Linked DNA regions of Homo sapiens: region 1 is linked to region 2. The links are chromatin contacts, found by Hi-C in ENCODE. All regions are on one chromosome and are shown on one strand. The core of a region is the stretch at or near the end of the contact, and the rest is flanking DNA. Distances in the headings are between cores, read along the strand shown. Region 1 holds the start of BHLHE23 (basic helix-loop-helix family member e23). Region 2 holds the start of GATA5 (GATA binding protein 5).

Region 1 (6,009 bases), core at 342-2,841, 530 kb before region 2:
TCCTGGCCCCACCCGGGCCCCTCACTGCCCTTCCCTGTGCCAGGCCTCCTCCGGCCACCTGAATGCTCCCCCGACCCCGGCCCGTGGCCACAATGACACCCACTCACCCTTCAGACCCAGGCCCAAACACAGCGGCCTCCTCCACACCAGGTATCCTCAATTCCCGGTCTGTGCATCAGCCCCGAAGGCGGGGTGGGGTCCCAGGACAGCGCCTCAGACAGACGCTTCCATCCTCGGGGCCCCTGCGCTCCTGGCGGGCGTGTGCTGGGGGTGAGGCCGGTGCTGCAGGACGCGCAGCCAGACAGGCCGCCAGCCCGGCAGAGGCTGCCTCAGACCCATTCCCCTCCGCCAGGACAAAGGCCTGAGTTTCCCACGGAGACTTATCCATGCATCTGTCTCCTCACACCCCGCACCTGGCAGGGAACCACCGGACAGGCCGGTCACTGCTGCGTTCCCAGAACCTTCCAGACAGCACATCCGCCCCACACACGTGCAGCTCCCACTCCCCTCCCGGGGCTGCGCACACTGCCCCATCGCTGTGGCTCCTCCTGGGGCGGAGCCTGGAGAACAGGGAGGGTATGCGGCCCTTCCCAGGTCACACAGAAGGGCCCGACGGGCCGCTCCACCTCGTGCCATAGGCCAGGGTGGCCCAGTCTCCCACCCAAGCCAGGACCGGAGAAGCCACTATCCCTCAGCACACTCTAGCCTCAGCACTCGGCCGGGCCTCCAGGCAGGTTCCCACCTGGGAGAAGGGCTGGGGTTCTGGCCTTCATGCGGGGTTGGAAGAGGACTGAAAAGGCGAGTCCGAGGCTGGCCACATTCCCATCCAGTGTGGCTGGACCCCAGGGGTTCGGAGGCTCCGGGAAAGCCCACCAAGCCTCACGCGTTTCGCTGATAGATGCCCAGGAAGCGGCTGGCAGGGAAGAGGCGGTCCTGCAGCTCACAGAGCTCCCCTCCCACCCCCGGGGAGCCCCAGGCCGCGCTGCCCTCCACCTTCCCGCCCTCCCCGGCCTGCAACGCTCGTGGCGTTTTTCAACAGGTTCTAGAAACTCCCTCTCACTCTGCCCCTCAAGCCTGGCCACAGGGCGCCCCGAGCAGGGAGTGTGCGGGCTCCGGGTACACGCTGCGCCGCGGCTGCACCAGAGCGCCCACGACCCTGACCCCGACCCGAAGCGGCCCCTCAGCGGGACAGGGTGTTGGCGCTGGCGCTGCTGCTATTGCGGCGCGCCCCCCCGCTCTGGCCCCTGCGTGTCGCCAGGGACTCTTGCGCTAGGGTCAGACTCAAAGACGGACCGAGGCGGGTGCCCACCTGGGACGCGTGCGTTTGGTGGCGGAATCCCCGGGGCGGCCGGAGGCGGCGGCCGGGGAGTCGAGAAGCAAGTACTAGCGCTCCAGGACCGCGCGCGCCGCCCCGCGCCGCCCCGCGCCGCCCCTCGGTCCAGAGCCCCCACCCCCGGCCTGTGAGCCTGCGGCGCTGGTGGAGCCCGGCTCCAGGAAGAGGAGCTCACCCGGTCCCCCCTGATTGGACAGCAGCGAGGTCCCACCGGGCGCCTCCGCGGCTTAAAACCGAAGCGGGGGCGAGGGGGAGGTAGAGCCCGCCCCCTGCGCGTCGCGGCTGGGAGGGAGAGGAGGTGGGAGAGAAGGAAGAGGCGGAGGAGGCAGCGGGCGCCGAGGCTCTGGGACCCGCAGGCAAGCCAGACCGACGCGCAGAGCCGGGAGCCTCATCGCAGCGGCAGCGGCAGCGGCGGGCTCGGGCCGGCCTCGGGGGCTGCTCACCCACATGAGCATCCGCCCACCCGGCGAGCCCCCGAGCCCAGGCGGCGCGGCCATGGCCGAGCTCAAGTCGCTGTCGGGGGACGCGTACCTGGCACTAAGCCACGGCTACGCGGCGGCGGCTGCGGGTCTCGCCTACGGGGCGGCGCGAGAACCCGAAGCGGCCCGCGGCTACGGCACTCCGGGCCCGGGCGGCGACCTCCCCGCGGCGCCTGCACCTCGCGCCCCAGCTCAGGCGGCGGAGAGCAGCGGCGAACAGAGCGGGGACGAGGACGACGCCTTCGAGCAGCGGCGGCGGCGGCGCGGGCCAGGGAGCGCGGCGGACGGGCGGCGGCGGCCGCGAGAGCAGCGGTCTCTGCGGCTCAGCATCAACGCGCGCGAGCGGCGGCGCATGCACGACCTAAACGACGCGCTGGACGGGCTGCGAGCCGTCATCCCCTACGCGCACAGCCCGTCGGTGCGCAAGCTCTCCAAGATCGCCACGCTGCTGCTCGCCAAGAACTATATCCTCATGCAGGCGCAGGCCCTGGACGAGATGCGGCGCCTGGTGGCCTTCCTCAACCAGGGCCAGGGCCTGGCCGCGCCCGTAAACGCCGCGCCCTTGACGCCCTTCGGCCAGGCCACTGTGTGCCCCTTCTCCGCAGGCGCCGCCCTGGGGCCCTGCCCTGACAAGTGCGCCGCCTTCTCCGGGACGCCCTCCGCGCTTTGCAAACACTGTCACGAGAAGCCGTGACCGCGCGGGCCCCCGGCCCTCCCGCACGCGTCCTCCGATCGCCCCTGTGACTGTCTCTCTGCCCGGACAGGAAAGGCCTGGAGGGACCCTGCAGACCAGGAGGAGGGGGCCCGACTTCGCTTCCAGCCTGTGCGCGGTGGACAGTTTAGCGCAGCGGGAAGCGCCAAGGCCGTCGGGGCGCGGGATTGAGCTCGAGAGCCGGACGCTGGACTCTGCGCCCGGGAACTCGCGGCACCCACTGGGTATTGTCGGGACCCAGCAAGTCTAGGAACGGGGGTGGGTAGAGCATCCTTCGGGCACTGCCGTTCGTCCCCAAAAGAAGACCACCGCGGGGTCCCAGGGCCACGGCGAGGACGGGCACTGGTCAGATTCCGGACAGGCGGTCCTGGCCCCGGGCGCACGAAAGGTGGAGACGAAGAAAAGCCGGACTTACTGGCTCCTGATCCTCTTGCAGTGGGCCTCGCGCTCCCGCTCCAGCCGGCCCTTCGTGCTAAACTGCAGGGCAGTGCTCTGTTCCTGAGGACGCGCGTGGCCGGCACCTCCCACCTCGGTGACTCCGAGACTCCGCAGCCCTGCGGAGAGCCCACGATGGCCGTCTGCAGAGGAGCTGGACCGCGGGCGCAGGAAGACCCCGGGGAAGGCCTTTTCCAAGTAGGAGTTTGTTCTATTTATTTGGGAATTGGACGCCGTCGCCGGCTGCCTCGAAGTCTGAGGAATTTGTCCCCTAAATGTCCCCTGGCCTCCCCCCCCCGCCGCCATCCGCTGCCTGGGACGTCCGCGGGGTGGAGTTGGATGGAGACCGCTTTGCGGGCCCTCTGCCTCGGGGGGCTGCGTGGAGGAGGGTCCTCACAGCCCGCGCCCTACTTAACCCTGACGGTCAGGGGAGGGCCCCGTCTAGCCCTGGTGTCCAGCAAACCCCCTCCCCACCGATCCCCTCTCCCTTCCGAGGGAGGAGGCCGGGCTACGGGTGAGTAAGCTGCTGCGGGCCCCGTGCCCCGCCGGGTGTGAACGGAGATGCGCTGCGCAGTGCCCGTCCTGCGCAGCTCCCAGCTCTGCCACCATCCGGGATCCAGGGAGCCGGGCAGGGTGCCCCCGGGGACCCATCTGTCCGCGCCGGTTTGCGCCCCGCGGCCCCGCCGCAGTATCCGGCTTTATTAACCCAATTTCCTCGGCTGTCGGTAATGCCAAGGGGAGAGGGCCGCCGCCCTGCAACGCGCCTGTCTACAGCGTTTAACTCTGATTAATACATTCCACAGGGCCTTCTGTACTTGCAAAATCAAGTGTATGGTTAAGTCTTATTCATAAAGACATATGCCTAATACTGGTTTCTGCTAATTTCCACTTTTATTTCTTCATTGTCTTTTTTTTTTCCCCTAACAGACTAGTTTATCAGTTTTGCACATTCGAAAAGCTGAGTGCCAGACACCGTTTTTCCCCTTTTAGATAAAGTGGGAAAGCTGGAAACTCAAATGCCCTTCACTTCTAGGGTCATTTCAACGTGATCTTAAATAAATTACCTGCTTATCAGAATTTGAAACAGGGGTGTTTATTCTGGTTAAAATCAGAGACATTGGTACATCATTTATATTCAGAATAAAGCATTTTATTGCCATTTATTTTATAAAAATAATATGGTTAAATTTTAATATCAAGTGAAATAGTGTTCATTTGTAGCTGAATTCACAATAATTTCAATTTTCAGATACTTGTGTCCACTCGAAACCAGAGTCTGAAGAGTCTCTGAGATGCTAAAACTCATCTAAAAGCAACCACTTATTATAGCACATGTGTGAAATCATAAGGAAAAGGGCAGAGGAAAAAAATCTCTCTTTCTCTCTTTGGGTGGAGAATAAGTTTTTGAAAAAACCACTTCACTAATCAAAAATTCTTCCGATTACTTAATTTAAATAAAAATTCAAGTTACATTTAAACTTTTTTGTACATGACAAAGCTGTGTGTCTACTGTTCTACAAACGTCTGCATGCTTCTCACTTGGCCTGAGTGGAGTGGAGTGTTTCGGAGAATTAGCTCGCCTTCTCTGCAGTGGCTGCTCGCGAAGCCACCTGGGCAATCACAGTGTCATCTGGCCTTTCTCAGATTTGCCCAAGGATCTTCTCATTCCAAGACAGCCCTCCACGGCCTGTGTGCCCACATCTGGCAAACAGCAAAGCAGAACCCACGTGGGTGCCTGTGCAAGCCCGTGGCTCCCGAGAAACGTGGGGGGCTGCTCGTCTTTTCTCTGACGGCTGTGCTCCTGCAGGTGTGTTGAGAATGGCTGGGGATCACCGGGAAAGAACTTCACCGTCACCACCCACCAGGAGCCACCCTTCCCCCAACACTCAGGGAGGAACCAAACACGAAAGAGCTTTGCTTCCAGCTGAGCTTTTCAAGACGCTCACTGTGTTGTTTTGTTTTGTTTTGTTTTTTAAGACAGAGTCTCGCTCCATCACGGAGGCTGGAGTGCAGTGGCACCATCTTGGCTTGGCTCACTGCAGCCTCTGCCTTCCGGATTTAAGCGATTCTTCTGCCTCAGCCTCCCTAGTAGGTGGGACTACAGATGTGCGCCACCACGCCTGGCTAATTTTTGTATTTTTTTGTAGAGATGGGGCTTCATCATGTTGGCCAGGCTGGTCTTGAACTCCTAACCTCAAGTGATCTGCCTGCCTCGGCCTCCCAAGTGCTGGGATTATAGGCTGAGCCACCACGTCTGGCTAAGATGCTCACCTTTAGATTCCTTCTAGGTAGAGATGTGCAGGCTGTGGGAGGTGGGAGGCAGCGTCCCCAGAACCGAGGTGTTCACACCACCCCGTGACCAGTGTTGCTGTAGGGAGAGAACGTGGTCATGTGTAGAATTTTACATTTTCAAGTGGCCATATTAAAAAAGGAAATAGAAGCAGATGAAATTATTTTTATTGATAACTTAATACTTATCCCAATACATCCAAAATATCATTTCAGTGTGTCATCCATATTTAAAGTTATTCGATATTTTACTTTCCTGGCACTAAGTCTTCAAGTTCCAGCATGTGTTTAAAGCCCAGCTCAGTTCATACCAGCCATGTTCCAATGCGTTTCAGTGCTCAGTGGCCACGCGTGGTTTGGCAGCCTCGGGTTTTGCAGCTCTCGGCCGTGAAAACACCAAGCACGCAAAGTACTCCTTGCTTCTTTCTCTTTGTTTAATAATAACCAGGAAATGCCTATGGACTTAAGGAGTCCATTCTAGAGCTGGGCAAATAGGAAATGTCCCATCCTTGTTTCTTTTCCAATCCTGATTCATCGAGCCTTTCTCCGGAGTGCGGGCTGGGGCTGGGGCTGTGGCTGGGGCCTGGGCCGGCAGCAGGAAAGGCAGAGGCTGTGCCCACTGAGTCACTGGGTCCACATGCCCCTCCAGCCTCACACGCGCCAACCACACCCAAGCCTAGGAAACGGGAGAAAGCGGATTACAAGGCCACAGAGTAAAGGTGTGGGCCCTGCTGGCTGCTGCTTGAGCGACTCACAGATCA
Region 2 (5,650 bases), core at 2,116-4,615:
TTCAGGAAGCAGCATGGGCGGGGTCCAGGGGAGAAGAGGGCTTGCTGCTGGGTGGGGTAGCCTGGTGGACTGGGTCACCTGGCTCAGGGGCCACCTCCTTCCTGAGGGGCCCAGAGCACCGGGAGTGGAGAGCTGCACGGAAGCATGGTTCGTGGGGATCGAGGACGTCGGGGGCACCTGGGTTTTGAGGTTTGAGCCGAGACTCCTCACTTTTTGGCTCAAGTAGAAACAGGTCTGAGAGGGGGTCCAGATACTGTCACAGACAACCCCCACGGATGGGTGCCCACCCCCACCAGTCACTGTGGAGGCAGCTGGATCCACGTGGAAAACACGCCACCAGTGGCTTCTGCTGCTGCTGCAGAGCAGGTGAGCTTGTGACTCGCCTAGCAGGGCACCAAGTGACCAGAACAGCCCCGGACCCCCAGCCCTGTCCTGCCTTGTGTGGGGCGCCGCCTCGGAGGAGCCTTCGAAGGGTAAATTTTCCCTTCCCCGCCCTTCATGGAGGCCCAGGGTTTAATACAAATGTCCATTGTAGATATTTATTAACTCAAGAAAGCAACCAACCACTATCACTCAGAGACTCCCTTCTTTGTTTTAATTGGCTTGTTTAATTGCTAGCTGTGTGGCCTGGGGCAGGTTAGCTCACCTCTCTGCGCTCCATTTCTCCATCTGTATATAGGAATGATAATGTGATCTGTTGCATAAGACTGATGTGAGGACTAAATGGAAATGTCAGGACAAAGCACAGCACCCGGGCAATGTTGGTGTTTCCTATTCAAGAACTTTACAGATTTTATTGCAAGTAAAAAGCACGAATCCCTCCCCGATTCGTCCTGCAGGGTCCCAGGTTTGCTGTGGTTCTTTTCTTGTTCTCTAGACTTTTCTTGGGGTTAGCGGTGGCTCAGCCCCCAGCAGGTCACAAGTGTCCCTTTTTACTTCTCTTCGTTCTTGGTGCTCATGAGGGCTCGGTAACCCGGGCTTTGAGGGCAGAGGGGTCAGAGCTTGGGTCCAACCAGCTTTGCTGCGCTAGAGCCCTCTGCAGCCGCTTGGACTGCACTGCGCCCTCTCGCCCGCACCGAGGCCCCGGCACCTCTCCACCCCTTCGTGGAGTGCACTGCCATCCACAGACAAAGTCTGCACGTGTGGGGTCAAAGAGAGACCCTCGCGGAGACCCAGAGTGCCGGGAGAGCAGAAGGCAGGGGAGTCCACACAGGGCAAGCAGCAACCAGGCTTCTGAGGACAGGAAAGGAGGGAGCATCTGGTGGGAAGCTGGCGAGGAGGGGCTGGGAGCTGGTAAAGGGGTAACGGAAGGTCGCCTAGCTCCCTACCCCAATGGCAGCCGACCCCCACCCCAGCCTGCCGCGCTGCACCCTCTCCTGCACAGGCCTGAACCTGCTGCGGAACCGTCTGTGGGGTCCCAAGTCCACCACAGACCAGGGGCTTCAGCCTGCTGCCTTCCCAGACGCAGGGACCCTGGACGCCTCCACAAGCACCCTGAATCCTTATCTGCTGTGGGCGAAGAGGAAAGGCCAGGAATAAGGGCGCATGTGGGGCACCCCAGCTCTTCCCAGACGGACAGCGCCGGCTGTCCAGACCCCCGTGGGGGGGATCCAGTGACACCCACCCCGACGGCCCCACATCGCCGCCTTCCTGCCTTCCCAGGTCTTCACCCTTCACCAGCGTCCTCTCCGAGCCCTGACTGACAGGAGTTGAGGGCCCGTTTCTGCAAGGAAGAACTTTCATGCGGTGGCTCCCGCCTGTAATCCCAGCACTTTGGGAGGCTGAGGCGGGCGGATCATCTGAGGTCAGGAGCTCGATGAGACCAGCCTGACCAACATGGTGAAACCCCGTCTCTACTAAAAATACAAAAATTAGCCGGGTGTGGTGGCGGGTGCCTGTAGTCCTAGCTACTCAGGAAGCTGAGGCAGGAGAATCGCTTGAACCTGGGAGGCGGTGAGCTGAGATCGCGCCGCTGCACTCCAGCCTGGGAGACAGAGCGAGACTCCGCAAAAGGAAGGAAGGGAGGGAGGGAGGGAGGGAGGGAGGGAGGGAGGAAAGAAAGAAAGAAAGAAAGAAAGAAAGAAAGAAAGAAAGAAAGAAAGAAAGGAAGGAAGGAAGGAAGGAAGGAAGGAAGGAAGAAAGAAAAAAGAACTTTCATGGCCACCACGCCTGGGTCCACCCGGTGTGCTCCGAGAAAGAAAGAAAGAAAGAAAGAAAGAAAAGAAAGAAAGAAAGAAAGAAAGAAAGAAAGAAAGAAAGAAGGAAGGAAGGAAGGAAGGAAGGAAGGAAGGAAGGAAGGAAAGAAAGAAAGAAAGAAAGAAAGGAAGGAAGAAAGAAAAAAGAACTTTCATGGCCGCCAAGCCTGGGTCCACCCGGTGTGCTCCGAGAAAGAAAAAAGAAAGAAAGAAAGAAAAGAAAGAAAGAAAGAAAGAAAGAAAGAAAGAAAGAAAGAAAGAAAGAAAGAAAGAAAGAAAAAAAGAAAAAAAGAACTTTCATGGCCGCCAAGCCTGGGTCCACCCGGTGTGCTCCGAGCCCGCCGTTCCGTTTCCCGCAACCTGCGGAGCTGCTCCGCGGCAGCGGCGCCTCCATGCAGCCCTCACCGGGAGTGCGAGCGGGACACGGTTCCCTGACCTGGGTCGCCTCCTACCCACACGCATTTCTGGCGCCTGGAGGAAACTCTTCCCGAGTCCCCGAGAGCCGGCTGAGAGCCCCACCGGGGTTGGGGCCTTCGAGCCTGGCACCCAGATCGGGCCTTAGAGGCTGGACCCTGCCCACCTCCCACTGGGACCCCGAGCCTTGTGGCCCCGCTTGCTCAGAAACCGAGGAAATCGCGGGGCTCCCGCCAGTGCACCCCGTCCCAGTCCAGCGACCCGAGCCGGCCGTCCCTATGGAAGCCGGTTCCCTGCACCGAGCCCCGGGTGCGGCCACGCAACGAGGGGGCCCACGGGGTTCCACCGCCGCGTGTCCATCGGTGAGCGGGGCCGGGATCACCGACTCAGCCACCAGACACGGAGCCCGTCTTTAGGCCAGCCTTCGGCGGGGGCCGGGGCAGGGAGGCAGAGGGCTCGGGACTCGCACAAACTTGGAGAAGTCTCTGCGCCCGACTCCCCGGGGCCCACGAAGCCCTCGGCCCGCCCGTCTAGCTGCACTGGTCCGGGCTCCGCGCTGGCCGCCCCGTGTCGTGCGTCCTTGTCGCCAAGCCCCGCGAGCAGGGCCTGCCAGGGTCACGTGGCTCTACGGCCGGAGCCCCAGCGCTGACCCTGCGGGGAAGAAGGGGCGGGCGCGGGGAGGGAAGGGGCGGCGCGGCGGGGGCGGGCCGGGGCGGCGCGGAGGGGGCTGCGGAGCCTCAGCGGCCCGGGCTTCCAGTCTTCGGCCCGCCGGTCGCCGACCCACCGCCACCGCCGTGCCCTGCCGCCCTCCCTGCCCGCTGGTGAGTGCTCCAGCCCGGGCTGCAGCCGCGCGCCCCTCCCCACCCGGCCCCTCCCAGCGCGGCGGGGCCCCGCTCTCCAGGCCCTGCGTCCTGCGGCCGCGCCAGGCCCGTCCTTCCCAGGCCCCCACCGAGCTCACCCCGGGGACCTCCGAAGCCCGGTCGGGGAGGAGGTGGGCTCGGCGTTGTGACTGCCCCGGGGATGACGCGCTGGCCTCTCCCATCCCCGCGGTTCCTCTCCCTCGGGTTCGGGGACCCGCCCCGCGAACGTCCCGGGCTGGGGACTGGGAAGCGCTGCCCGAAGCGGCGGCACCTGCCCGGCATAAGCTCGGGCGCTGGCGGAGGGCGCAGAGCTCCCGTGACCTCCACACCTGTCCCTCTTCCCTGCAGGTCAAGACCACGCCTGGGAGGATGTACCAGAGCCTGGCGCTGGCCGCGAGCCCCCGCCAGGCCGCCTACGCCGACTCGGGCTCCTTCCTGCACGCTCCGGGCGCCGGCTCTCCGATGTTTGTGCCGCCGGCGCGCGTCCCCTCGATGCTGTCCTACCTGTCCGGGTGTGAGCCGAGCCCGCAGCCCCCCGAGCTCGCTGCGCGCCCCGGCTGGGCGCAGACAGCCACCGCGGATTCGTCGGCCTTCGGCCCGGGCAGTCCGCACCCCCCAGCCGCGCACCCGCCCGGGGCCACCGCCTTCCCTTTCGCGCACAGCCCCTCGGGGCCCGGCAGCGGCGGCAGCGCGGGGGGCCGAGACGGCAGTGCCTACCAGGGCGCGCTGTTGCCTCGAGAACAGTTCGCGGCCCCGCTTGGGCGGCCGGTGGGGACCTCGTACTCCGCCACCTACCCGGCCTACGTGAGCCCCGACGTGGCCCAGTCCTGGACTGCCGGGCCCTTCGATGGCAGCGTCCTGCACGGCCTCCCAGGCCGCAGGCCCACCTTCGGTGAGTGCGGGGGCTCCACAGTCTCGGGGCCCAGGAGCGGCCGAATCCGGGTGCAAACCCGCACCCTGCGAAACGCTCCCCTCATCCTCCCCCACGGTCCGAGCCTCCCTGCCAGGAGCGACACCAGCAGCCCCGGGGCGAGACGAGTAAACCTGGGTAACACCCCGCACGGGAAACACCCATCCAGAATTCTGTTTTAACCTGTTAATGAGAAGGAACATCTATTTCCAAACAGCATTCCGGATTGTGCCAATGTGGAGCCTCAAAAGTCTTAATCGTTTTTGTTTTTGTTTTTGAAAAGTTTTGGAAACGATTTTTATAAAGCCCAAAACATCGGTTTATTTAAGTGGCCACATTCGTCTCGGTTCTAGGACGTTTACTGATTTTAATTTGAGACCTGGTTTCAGTCGCTTCCCGAGTATCAGTTTGGAGAATCGGATTCTCGGCCTGTGAGGGGAGCGGCTCTTCCCGGTTGCAGCGTAGTCACTTTCTGGCGAAGGCGGCTCCTCTGAGCTCCGCAGGGGCCCATCCCGTCCCTCCGGGACCTTGGAGGCCTCGACACCCAGCTCCGGAGCTGCCTTTGGGACCCCGCCGGCCCTTTGGCGCAGGAAGCGGGCGCAGCGGCATCCGCAGGACCCCTGGCCCCCGCCTCCCTGGACAGCCCGGCTGCTGGCGCCCACCCCCGGCGGGGCGATGATTGATCCCTGCCCCACCCCCACTCGGCGCCCGGGCCTCCCTCGCGCCGGCGCCGGGCCGGGCCTGGAGGGGACCAGGAAGACCTCCACCCCCAGCCGCACAGTGTGCGAAGCCCGGCCCCAGGGGGCTGTGAGGCGGGGCTGGCCTTCTAAAGGAAGGACACTGGTTGCGACCACAGCCAAGCTGACAGAAGGCACCTCCTCCACCCTCCCAACCCCCCACCCCTGTCATGGACCCGCTTTGCAGAACAGGAGGACAGCGGGGTTAGCGTTCCCAGGAGAGCCCAGGGGCGCCCAAGAGTGTCTGCCAGATAAAGCCCCTTCATCCCTCCCCTGCCAGTGTAGACACCACTTCATCCACCTCCCCCGCCAGTGTAGACACCCTGCTTTCCCAGCAGGTCAAACAGGCAGAGGCCAGTGCTGGCCCCCGGTCCCGGAGCCGGGAGTCCCAGGTGTCTGTCTTCAGGTTCTGTTTATTAACACCCCATCCTCGAAAAACCAACCCTAGCGAATTTTATCGTATGTGAATTAAAAATTTAAAAATAAGATGAAGTAAGCAAATAAATTTTAAAATAAAATACATCTAAGGCACAA

The links. Hi-C counts contacts between places; a loop is a spot of excess contacts on that map. Pooled maps may share reads with other maps.
Region 1: a loop to region 2 is called in a pooled map, with 9 times the contacts of the local background. The contact joins the promoter of BHLHE23 here to the promoter of GATA5 in region 2. A Hi-C loop is called at or near these places in 1 of 168 maps with a recorded cell type or tissue (lower leg skin), 1 of 37 single-sample maps with no recorded cell type and 5 of 50 pooled maps.

The regions. Positions count from the first base shown.
Region 1 is chr20:63,002,546-63,008,554 of GRCh38, reverse strand. It overlaps BHLHE23 (basic helix-loop-helix family member e23), which reads left to right and starts at 1,591. Exons shown (of 1, transcript NM_080606.4): 1 at 1,591-2,628. The coding sequence starts at 1,781. The coding sequence ends at 2,506. RefSeq lists enhancers at 459-1,166, 1,167-1,872, 4,197-4,710.
Region 2 is chr20:62,473,710-62,479,359 of GRCh38, reverse strand. GATA5 (GATA binding protein 5) reads left to right here and starts at 3,365. Exons shown (of 7, transcript NM_080473.5): 1 at 3,365-3,430; 2 at 3,818-4,361. The coding sequence starts at 3,839. RefSeq lists an enhancer at 5,097-5,650.